Linked DNA regions of Homo sapiens: all the other regions are linked to region 1. The links are chromatin contacts, found by Hi-C or POLR2A ChIA-PET in ENCODE. All regions are on one chromosome and are shown on one strand. Each heading gives the region's core, a stretch centred on a gene start or an enhancer-like site at or near the end of the contact. The rest is flanking DNA. Distances are from core to core; before and after follow the strand shown.

Region 1 (3,167 bases), core at 311-2,810:
ATTGGGCAGTGACTTTGCAGCCATGGTGGGGTATGGGGTGGGGTTGGGTTAGATGAAATCTAAGTAGGATGGGAGCCCCAGAGGATAGAATCTCATTCATTAATCACTTATCGACTAAGTGGTACAGGCCCAGAACAGAATAGTTTTGGGCCTGGGGATGAAAAACAGAACAGAAGCTGACATTCTGGGGTTGGGGGACAGATCCTCAGCAATAAACAATCAAGATAAAGTCAGAAGACTCTAGAAAACAACACAAGAGTGAGAAGACCACAAAGACTGGGAGAGACTTTACATGATGCAACCAGGGAAGCTCTCTCTGAAGAGACCCTGGAACAAGGTTAGATTGAAGTTAGAGAACAGACCAGGTGAGGAAAAATGAATAGACAACTCCTGAAGGTGATCAGAGCTACGAGGAGTAAACAGTGTGACATGCTGGAGAGTAACTTGGGGCCTTATGTGCTCACACTCCAAGAGACATACATTCATGTACACTGTCATTAATGAATATTGTGCTGGATTTGCTTTTCAAATACAAGAGCATGTGTTAAACAGAAGCACGGATTCACTGCTGTTAGGCGGCAAGCCAGATTCATTTGTAATAAACAGACGGCATCTGCAAAGATAAATCCAATGAGCTTCTTGTCTTCTAGCCTCCTGCCAAAAATGCTGCTCCCGCCTCACCTCTTGCCCTCGAGGCTCTCATTCCCTCTCCCAGCTTTTGGTAGGGCCAGACTTCCGCTGGAATGATCCCCTAAAACAACAGCAGGACCTAGAGAGTCCTTCTTCAAAGACGGCACCTAGAGTGATGCTCTCCGAGCAGTGAAAGACAGGACCCACGTCACAAGCGTACCCTCTCCAGCTCCCTCCACAGAGAAAATTACTGAGACTCGCATTTTAGACCCGAGGGAATGGAGGCCGAGGGCAGCGAGGCGACAGCTCCAGGTTAGAGCCAGAGACAGGGACCTCTCCTTACAACTCCTGTCCTGGATTCAGGACCCTGGGTAGGAAGTGATTAGCCCTGCCCTCTCACCTCACCCTCTCCCGGGATCTCCATAACCTAGGGCATCAAAAGGGAGAAGCACAGAGTCCCGGCATCCGCCGTATTACAGCGGATGGGTGCATGCGGGCGGTGACCCGAGCTCGCGCGGGCTGCGGAACCCTCCACTCACCAACGCCGGCGCCGCCATGGGCCCAGGGGGCTGGGTGAGGCCGTGAGAGTCGGCGAGGAAGCCGGTCCTGCGGGCTCGGCCGACCCCGGGCTCCGGCTCTGGGCTGCGAGGGACCTCAGTCCCCGCCGTCGTGTAAAATGCACACAAGGTTCGCGGCGCCGCCTCTGCGCGCCGTGAGGACACAGGGCTGTCGCCAAGGCCCCAGGAAGGGTTTTGCAGACGCTTGTGGGGGTGGGATCGCGGCTGACATAAAAGCGTGTAAGTGGGTCCTATCCTCCTCACTGTCCGTCTCTACTCGGTCTCGAAAAGTGGCCCCTGTCTGGCGTTCTACCCAGTGTAGCGTTGGCAACCACAGCAGCCGCAACCTAACGGCGGACGAAGACTGGACGCCGGAAGTCCCGCCCACGCCGCTACGGGAACGCCCCTCTGCGCCTTCCGTCTATGGCTTGGGGTCGGCTTCCGTCCCTTGTAGCACTGCCTTCTGGGTAATGTAGTTTGACGGAATCCGGGTGGTACCTGGAGCGCACTTTCTGTTCTCGGTGAGGCGGCTTCTCAAGGCTCCCAAGAAAGGGATTGGCTTCACCTCTTCTTAAAGGAGAGGCACACAGAGTTCCGTGGAAATTATCTGAGGCAATGACCCACTCTCAAATGTCTCTACCAGGCAACTCACGCCTTGACTTTCCTCCCTGTGTATCCCTGCGCCAGCAGTTCATCTCTCTGAGCCTTGAGATGGAGATTCCTAAGGAAAATGAAGATAATTATTTAATATGATAATATTAAAATTTCCCCTATCAGTAATTTTCAGATGACATCAGCATTACCTGCGAATTTGTTACCAATGCAAGTTCTTAGTCCCCACCCACTGAATCAGGTACTCTGGGGGGTGGGACCCAGCCCTCTGCTTAACTTGTCCAGGAAAAGTGGATGCTGCAAAACATTTGAGAACCAGACTCTTTAAATTCCAGTAAATAAATGAGACAAAGCCACCTGTTTGGTGGGAAGTAACTAAGAATTGCTTAGCACTGGGCCTGGAACATACCGATAAGAACATAAGAGCTATTGCTGTCATTATTAATATTCTGTATTATTGGCAACATCATCACAATACACTGCTAGGGGAGGGTCTGAGATACTTCTTTGCAGACTCTGATATTTGTCAAAACAAATACGTTGACTGATTCAACAGGAGCCTCATGAATACTGTTTAAATTTTACATAATAATACGTTGCAGCATTTGGCGTATGCATCTTTTTAAAACGGTATATGCAGGAGGGTTTCCTAATATACAGGTAGACCTATTGCCCAAGGGATACTTTCTTACATGATTCAAAACTTAGGATCACTGAGACTAATTACCTGCAGCCCTAAGGGAAGAGTGGAGTTGACATGGTTTCTAGTTTGTGATGTAAGATGGCGTGTCACTGTTCATCTCTAATTCACAGCAACCAGGATCTGACCCCTCCCCATCTGCCCCTCCAGCCCCCAGGGAAGCCAGAACCAGGCACAAACCAGATGGCCCAGCTTATGCCCAGCAACTCAGGGTCACCAGATCTTGTCTCATCAAGACACTTTCAGCCCACCACCCAAACCTGTAGCCCACATGAAGAGGGCAATAATCCTGGACACTGTGAAAAGTAAAAGCATTACATCCAAAGAGGCATCCCCAGGATGGAGCAGAAATAAGAAAACATAATGAAGACACAATTTTGCAATCACTTCTGCCTATATTCCATGGCCTACAAACCACTCAAATAGCTCCACATGTAAGAGAAGCCAGGATGTGCTGTCCTCCAGAGCATCCAGAAAGAGATAATGGGACTGATAAGTCCTTGGCCATTTTCTAGTAAAATCTATTAATTTAGTCATCAGATTTCCATTCTATTATTTATCCTATACATTCTACACTCTCACATGCTTCTTAATGCGAGAAGCCAAAATCTGCATGCAGTCTCTGACCTCATCTGAATGTTAAGATCTCAGGGTGATATGTTATGCAT
Region 2 (3,167 bases), core at 480-2,979, 1.9 Mb after region 1:
TTTTCACTGAATTAAGAGGAAAAAGAAAAGGTAATGAACATTATGAGAAAAGATTAGGGAAACAGAAAACAGACCCAAAAGACCCAGTGTATGTGTAACAGAAATTTCAAAAATAGAGGCTGAAACAACACAGATGGAAGAGAAAAAATAAATAGAACAAAAATTTGCAGACCAAAATAAATTCTTGAGTCTTTAGTTTGAAGTACAGTGCTGTAAGAATTAAAGAAGAATCATACCTGGAAACATCCTGAAAAATATTCTTAAGTTTGTCTTTGAATACAGACAAAAGGACATAAATATCTTTTAGTAAGAAGTTGCAGAGGCCGGGCGCGGTGGCTCACGCCTGTAATCCCAACACTTTGGGAGGCAGATGCGGGCGGATCACGAGGTCAGGGGCTCAAGACCAGCCTGGCCAACATGGTGAAATCCCGTCTCTACTAAAAATACAAAAATTAGCTGGGTGTGGTGGCGGATGCCTGTAATCCCAGCTACTCGTGAGGCTGAGGCAGGAGAACTGCTTAAAACCCGAAGGCGGAGGTTGCAGTGAGCCGAGATCGCGCCACCGCACTCCAGCCACGGTGAAAGAGAGAAACTTCGTCTCAAAAAAAAAAAAAAAAAAAGGAAGTTGCAGAACAATGTGTATTGTGGCCAAATCTCAGAAAAAAAAAATCAAACACATAGGTACATAAGCATACTACATATGTGGTGTTTTTCTGAGGCTGTAATGATAAATGCGGGGTAGCAATGTGATTTTCGCTTGTGTTGTGTGTGTAAATCTACAGCTAACTCCTCAAGTAGTCAGGAAAGGATGAGAGATGGATGAATGACAGATCTCTGGAGTGGGGCGTCCTGAGCCTTAGATGTGTGCACAGGAGCGGGGTGAGGTGAATGTGCGTGTGTCTGTGTGTGAGAGACCAGAGTTGACTGAGAGGAGTGGAAGCTCTCTGCCTGATCGTGTGAGCCTGAGGATAACGTGAATGTTTTTTTGTTTTTTTTTTTTTGAGACAGTTTCGTTTCACTCTTGTTGCCCAGGTTGGAGTGCAATGGCGCGATCTCGGCTCACAGCAACCTCCGCCTCCCGGGTTCAAGCGATTCTCCTGCCTCAGCCTCCCAAGGAGCTGGAATTACAGACATGCACCACCATACCCGGCTAATTTTGTATTTTTAGTAGAGGTGGGGTTTCTCCACGTTGGCCAGGCTGGTATCGAACTCCCGACATCAGGGCATCCACCCGCTTCGGGCTCCCAAAATGCTGGGATTACAGGGGTGAGCCACCGCTCCCGGCCTGTAAATGTGCTTTTTCTTTCACGTAAATAAATGAGATTTACACAAATAGCCATTCACAATCATGGTCACAGTCACCTACAAACCCCATTTACACAAATGATCAGGCACACAATCACACTGTCACTAAAGCACACCCACGCACCAGGTCGCTGTCCCAACAGTAACACACAGCCCAAAGAGAAACCCTACTTCCTCACGCATTCAAAACACACCCACCTAAGGGCTGATCCCGCACTCAGAGGCCTAAAACTATAGACATTCCCTTCCGCGGCACTGGTGAGCCAGGATTTCTTACCTTCAGCATTCTCAGGGAAGGCTCTGGTCCAAGCTCTGATTCGGATTCCAAGCGAAGCCACACGCCCAGCTCTTCCTTCTCCACCGGCCCGGGACATCCTTACCTGCCTCTACCCGGAGACCATTCCTGCGAGGCTCCTACCGGAAGTAGCTGTGGACAGCAGTGTCCTCTGGGAAATGCAGTCCGAGGGGAGAGCGCCTGGGGTGGAGCGGGTGTGTTCCGCCGGGCTCCGGGATGCACTTGCGCAGTTTCACCCGAGGCTGGAGTGACGCCAACCTGTTAATGTTCGTTTTCGGATTCTGGACTTCGGGTTCCGCTGAGGACGGATTTCGGAATAGGCACAGTGGCTGCCCCGAACCCCTCAAGGCGGCCTCCGCGGGCTGTGGCTGAAGATAATTTTCGGCGGGCGCGGACTAACCCGGCTTCCCTTTGTGGAGTTGTGGTGAGAAAGGTGTTTTGTTGTGCGCGTGTCCGAAGGTGACTCCGGAGGAGAAGGTGGATATGAACTGACGGTGAGGGTGTAGCGCGTGAGATTTGTATGTGAAACGATTTAAAAAAAAATTTTTTTTTTGGCCGGGCGCGGTGGCTCACGCCAAGGCGGGCGGATCACCGAGACCAGCCTGACCAACATGGAGAAACCCCGTCTCTACTAAAAATACAAAATTAGCCGGGCGTGATGGCGCATGCCTGTAATCCCAGCTACTCGGGAGGCTGAGGCAGGAGAATCGCTTGAACCCGGGAGGCAGAGGTTGCGGTGAGCCGAGGTCGCGCCATTGCACTCCAGCCTGGGCGACAGAGCAACTCCTTCTCAAACAAACAAACAAAACTGTATGTCATATATTTGACTCCATTTATTTATTTATTTAGAGACAGAGTCTTCTTGCCCTGTTGCCCGGGCAAGAAAAAACAAACAACAACAACAACAAAAAACTGTACGTCATATATTTCACTCAACTTTTTTTTTTTCTTTTTTTTTTTTTGAGACGGAGTCTCGCTGTCGCCCAGGCTGGAGTGCAGTGGCGCAATCTCGGCTCACTGCAAGCTCCGCCTCCCGGGTTCACGCCATTCTCCTGCCTCAGCCTCCCGAGTAGCTGGGACTACAGGCGCCCGCCACCTCGCCCGGCTAATTTTTTGTATTTTTAGTAGAGACGGGGTTTCATCGTGTTAGCCAGGATGGTCTCGATCTCCTGACCTCGTGATTCGCCCGCCTCGGCCTCCCAAAGTGCTGGATTACAGGCGTGAGCCACCGCGCCCGGCCTCTTTTTGAGACAGGGTCTTCATGCCCTGTTGCCCAGGCTGACTGCGGTGGCGCGATCCTAGCTCACTGCAGTCTCCACCTCCTCAGCTCCTCCCGCATCCACCTCCCAAAGTGCTGGGATAGCAGGCGTGAGCCACCGGGTCAGGCCAAAACGATTTATTTTATTTTTATTTTTTTGGTAAAGACAGGGTCTCGCTATGTTGCCCAGGCTGGTGGTCTCGAACTCCTGGGCTCAAGCGATCCTCCCGTCTCAGTGGCCAAAGTATTGGATGACAGGTGTGAGCCACCGCGCTGGGTGGTGAAACGGTTTTGAGGCTTTTTGAGAAT
Region 3 (3,167 bases), core at 287-2,786, 1.7 Mb before region 1:
GAGTTTTCCCATCTGCACCATGAGGTTATTTCTTTCCCACCTACCTCCTAGAAGACTGTAAAGATCAACCATGCTAAGAAAGAAACAGTCTACTTTGAAAACACAGTAGTGCAGGCCAGGTGCAGTGGCTCACGCCCATAATCCCATCACTTTAGGAGGCTGAAATGGGTAGATCACCTGAGGTCAGGAGTTCAAGACCAGCCTGGCCAACATGGTAAAACCCCGTCTCTACTAAAAATACAAAAACTACCTGGGCATGGTGATGTGTGCCTGTAATCCCAGCTACTCAGGAGGCTGAGGCAGGAGAATCACTTCAACCAGGAGGTGGAGGTAGCAGTGAGCCAAGATCACGCCACTGCACTCCAGGCCTGGGCAAAAGAGCGAGACTCCATCTCAGGAAAAAAAAAAAAAAAGAAAAAAAAAAGATCAACCATGCTAAGAAAGAAACAATCTACTTTGAAAACAGGGCCAGGCATGGTGGCTCACACCTGTAATCCCAGCTCTTTGGGAGGCCGAGGCAGGCGGATCACGAGGTCAGGAGATCGAGACCATCCTGGCTAACGGTGAAACCCCGTCTCTACTAAAAATACAAAAAATTAGCCAGGCAAGGTGGCGGGCGCCTTTAGTCCCAGCTACTCGGGAGGCTGAGGCAGGAGAATGGTGTGAACCCGGGAGGCAGAGCTTGCAGTGAGCCGAGATCGTGCCACTGCACTCCAGCCTGGGCGACACAGTGAGACTCCATCTCAAAAAAAAAAAAAAAGAAAAAAAAGAAAACAGAAGAGCGCAGGACCCAAATGCATGGTGCCGTGTTGAATCTGCACAGCTCTCCCTCTTCCCAATGACACAGGGCAGTGACTGGCCACTCTAGAGCCCAGGGACCAATCCAGAGACCTTCGGTTCACTCTGTGGGAAGCCCTGTGTTGCACGTCCCTGCTCTTCGGCATGGCAAATGCGAGTGTGGAACAGCCGACATTTATTCCCAAACCTTGGCCCCATCTCGCCTCCTCCAGAACCTGAACCTTTTGGACAAACACTGGAATTGAACACCAGAGCATAGGCTGGGAGAACCTTCCATTAGCTGTCGCACTGACTGGGCGTTCAAAACTGCACAGGAGGCCGGGTGTGGTGGCTCATGACTAATCCCAGCACTTTGGGAGGCTGAGGTGGGTGGATCACGAGGTCAGGAGTTCGAGACCAGCCTGGCCAACATGGTGAAACCCCGTCTCTACTAAAAATACAAAAAATTAGCTGGGCATGGTGGCATGCGCCTGTAGTCCCAGCTACTCAGGAGGCTGAGGCAGGAGGATTGCTTGAACCTGGGAGGCGGAGGTTGCGGTGAGCCGAGATCATGCCACTACACTCCAGCCTGGGTGACAGAGAGAGACTCCATCTCAAAAAAAGATAAAACAAACAAACAATAAAAACCGTACAGGAGCCCACAGGTAAGCCAGGCATGTGGTGTCACAAAGGGAAGAGCCAGCGAGGTTTCACACACTGACGCCTCCCCTCCAGCTCTGAAACCACCCCGGTGCCCTGCAGAGGACCAGCACCAGGAAACACACATTCCATAGGTGACTCAAGGTTCCCAAATCCCGGGAGCTATTTTCCGACTGAGTTTCCCCTGGGGCCCACCTACTTTTTGAGAAGTCTCATGCCCACACTGAAGAAGCACGTAAACCCTTCTCTGAACTGTCTCAAAGTTATTTCTCCTTAAAAAGAAGCATTTCGCTTAGGGTTCTGTTTTGTTTTTGTGTTTTTTGAGACAGGACTTTTTTCTGTTGCCATTACTACAGTCTCGACCTCCCTGGCTCAAGTGATCTTCCCACCTCAGCCTTCTGAGTAGCTGAGACTACAGGTGTGCACCACCATGCCCGGCTAATTTTCCTATTTTTTGTAGAGATGGGGTTTCACTATGTTGCCCAGGCTGGCCTTGAACTCCTGGGCTCAAGCGATCCCCCACCTCAGCCTCCTGAAGAGCCGGGATTACAGGCATAAGGCAAGAGGGGCATTTCTTTCATAGTTAGATCTCCATTTTTGGAGATGTATTGCAATTCTGAGGGATGGTGTTGTTGGCTTTCACGTTGAAGAAATCGATTCCAAAATTGAGTTATGGAGAATGATACAATAGAGTGCCTTCAAAATTGACCTAGGGGCCAGGCACAGTGGCTCACATCTGTAATCCCAGCACTTTGGGAGGCCAAGGCGGGCAGATTACTTGAGACCAGGAGTTCAAGACCAACCTGGGCAACATGATGAAACCCTGTCTCTACTTAAAAAAAAAAAAAAAAAACAATTAGCCAAGTGTGATGGTGCGTGCCTGTAATCCCAGCTACTCAGGTGGCTGAGGCACAAGAATCGCTTGAACCCAGGAGGTGGAGATTGCAGTGAGCTGAGATCGCTCCACTGCACTCCAACCTGGGTAAGAGAGGGAGACTCTGTGTCAAAAAAAAAAAAGGAAATACAACCTTAAAAGGAGACTGGTGTGTTACTTTAATTTGGATTTTTCTGTTTCAGTTTGTCCCTCCAGCTAGGAAACAGACTGCAGTCCAACGTAAGTACAGTGCACAGAATCTCTGTGTGTGCATAGTGGCCTCCCCTTACAGGGTCAATTTTGGCCTTTGGCCTTAATCCCAAAGTATTTGTGTATGCTTTTTGTTCCTTGGCAAATAAATGAGGAAATAATTAGCCAACATTGGAAAGGTATTGTCCTAACAATGTCCCTTTAATATTTCTTAGGAAAGTTATGGTGACCCACTAAAATATCCTTGCTTAATGTCTGTTCAGTTGAATTTAATAACATATCTTGCTAATGTTTGCGTGTCTATGAAATGTGACTACGCGGAATTACTGAAAATTAACTATAAAATCCAAGGCATCTAACTTTTAAACTTATCTTGGCTCATCACGTATATTTACACTAGATTTTATACTGTGTTCATTTGTTTTTTTTTTTTTTTGTCTGTTTGTTTTGAGACAGAGTCTTGCTCTGTCAGCCGGGCTGGAGTACAGTAGTGTGATCTCGGCTCACTGAAACGTCCAACTCCCGGGTTCAAGCAATTCTGCCTCAGCCTCTGAGAAGCCAGGATTACAAGTGTGCACCACCACGCCTGGCTATTTTTTTTTTTATTTTTAGCAGAGACGGGGTTTCACCATGTTGGCCAGACTGA

The links. Hi-C counts contacts between places; a loop is a spot of excess contacts on that map. ChIA-PET counts read pairs that join two places held with the same protein, here RNA polymerase II (POLR2A). Pooled maps may share reads with other maps.
Region 2: a loop to region 1 is called in a pooled map, with 15 times the contacts of the local background. The contact joins the promoter of ZNF461 here to the promoter of ZNF599 in region 1. A Hi-C loop is called at or near these places in 2 of 37 single-sample maps with no recorded cell type and 3 of 50 pooled maps. POLR2A ChIA-PET finds 5 or more read pairs at or near these places in 1 of 52 experiments (RWPE1).
Region 3: a map of HepG2 shows a loop between it and region 1 (20-fold over the local background). The contact joins the enhancer-like site here to the promoter of ZNF599 in region 1. A Hi-C loop is called at or near these places in 1 of 168 maps with a recorded cell type or tissue (HepG2). POLR2A ChIA-PET finds 5 or more read pairs at or near these places in 1 of 52 experiments (BJ).

The regions. Positions count from the first base shown.
Region 1 is chr19:34,771,655-34,774,821 of GRCh38, forward strand. It overlaps ZNF599 (zinc finger protein 599), which reads right to left and starts at 1,561. Exons shown (of 4, transcript NM_001007248.3): 1 at 1,170-1,561. The coding sequence starts at 1,187. It overlaps LOC124904696 (a long non-coding RNA gene), which reads left to right and starts at 1,693. Exons shown (of 2, transcript XR_007067234.1): 1 at 1,693-2,040; 2 at 2,613-3,035. RefSeq lists a silencer at 1,212-1,271 and an enhancer at 1,382-1,491.
Region 2 is chr19:36,665,108-36,668,274 of GRCh38, forward strand. It overlaps ZNF461 (zinc finger protein 461), which reads right to left and starts at 1,730. Exons shown (of 6, transcript NM_153257.5): 1 at 1,583-1,730. It also overlaps a transcript of ZNF567 not described here. RefSeq lists an enhancer at 1,907-2,036.
Region 3 is chr19:33,023,040-33,026,206 of GRCh38, forward strand. All of the region lies in intron 3 of RHPN2 (rhophilin Rho GTPase binding protein 2), which reads right to left. Among named protein-coding and RNA genes, the nearest start is that of RHPN2, 40 kb to the right of the region's middle. Within about 2 kb of position 1,537, at least 3 of the 41 ENCODE cell types and tissues checked have a DNase peak (open chromatin) inside an H3K27ac peak, as active enhancers do.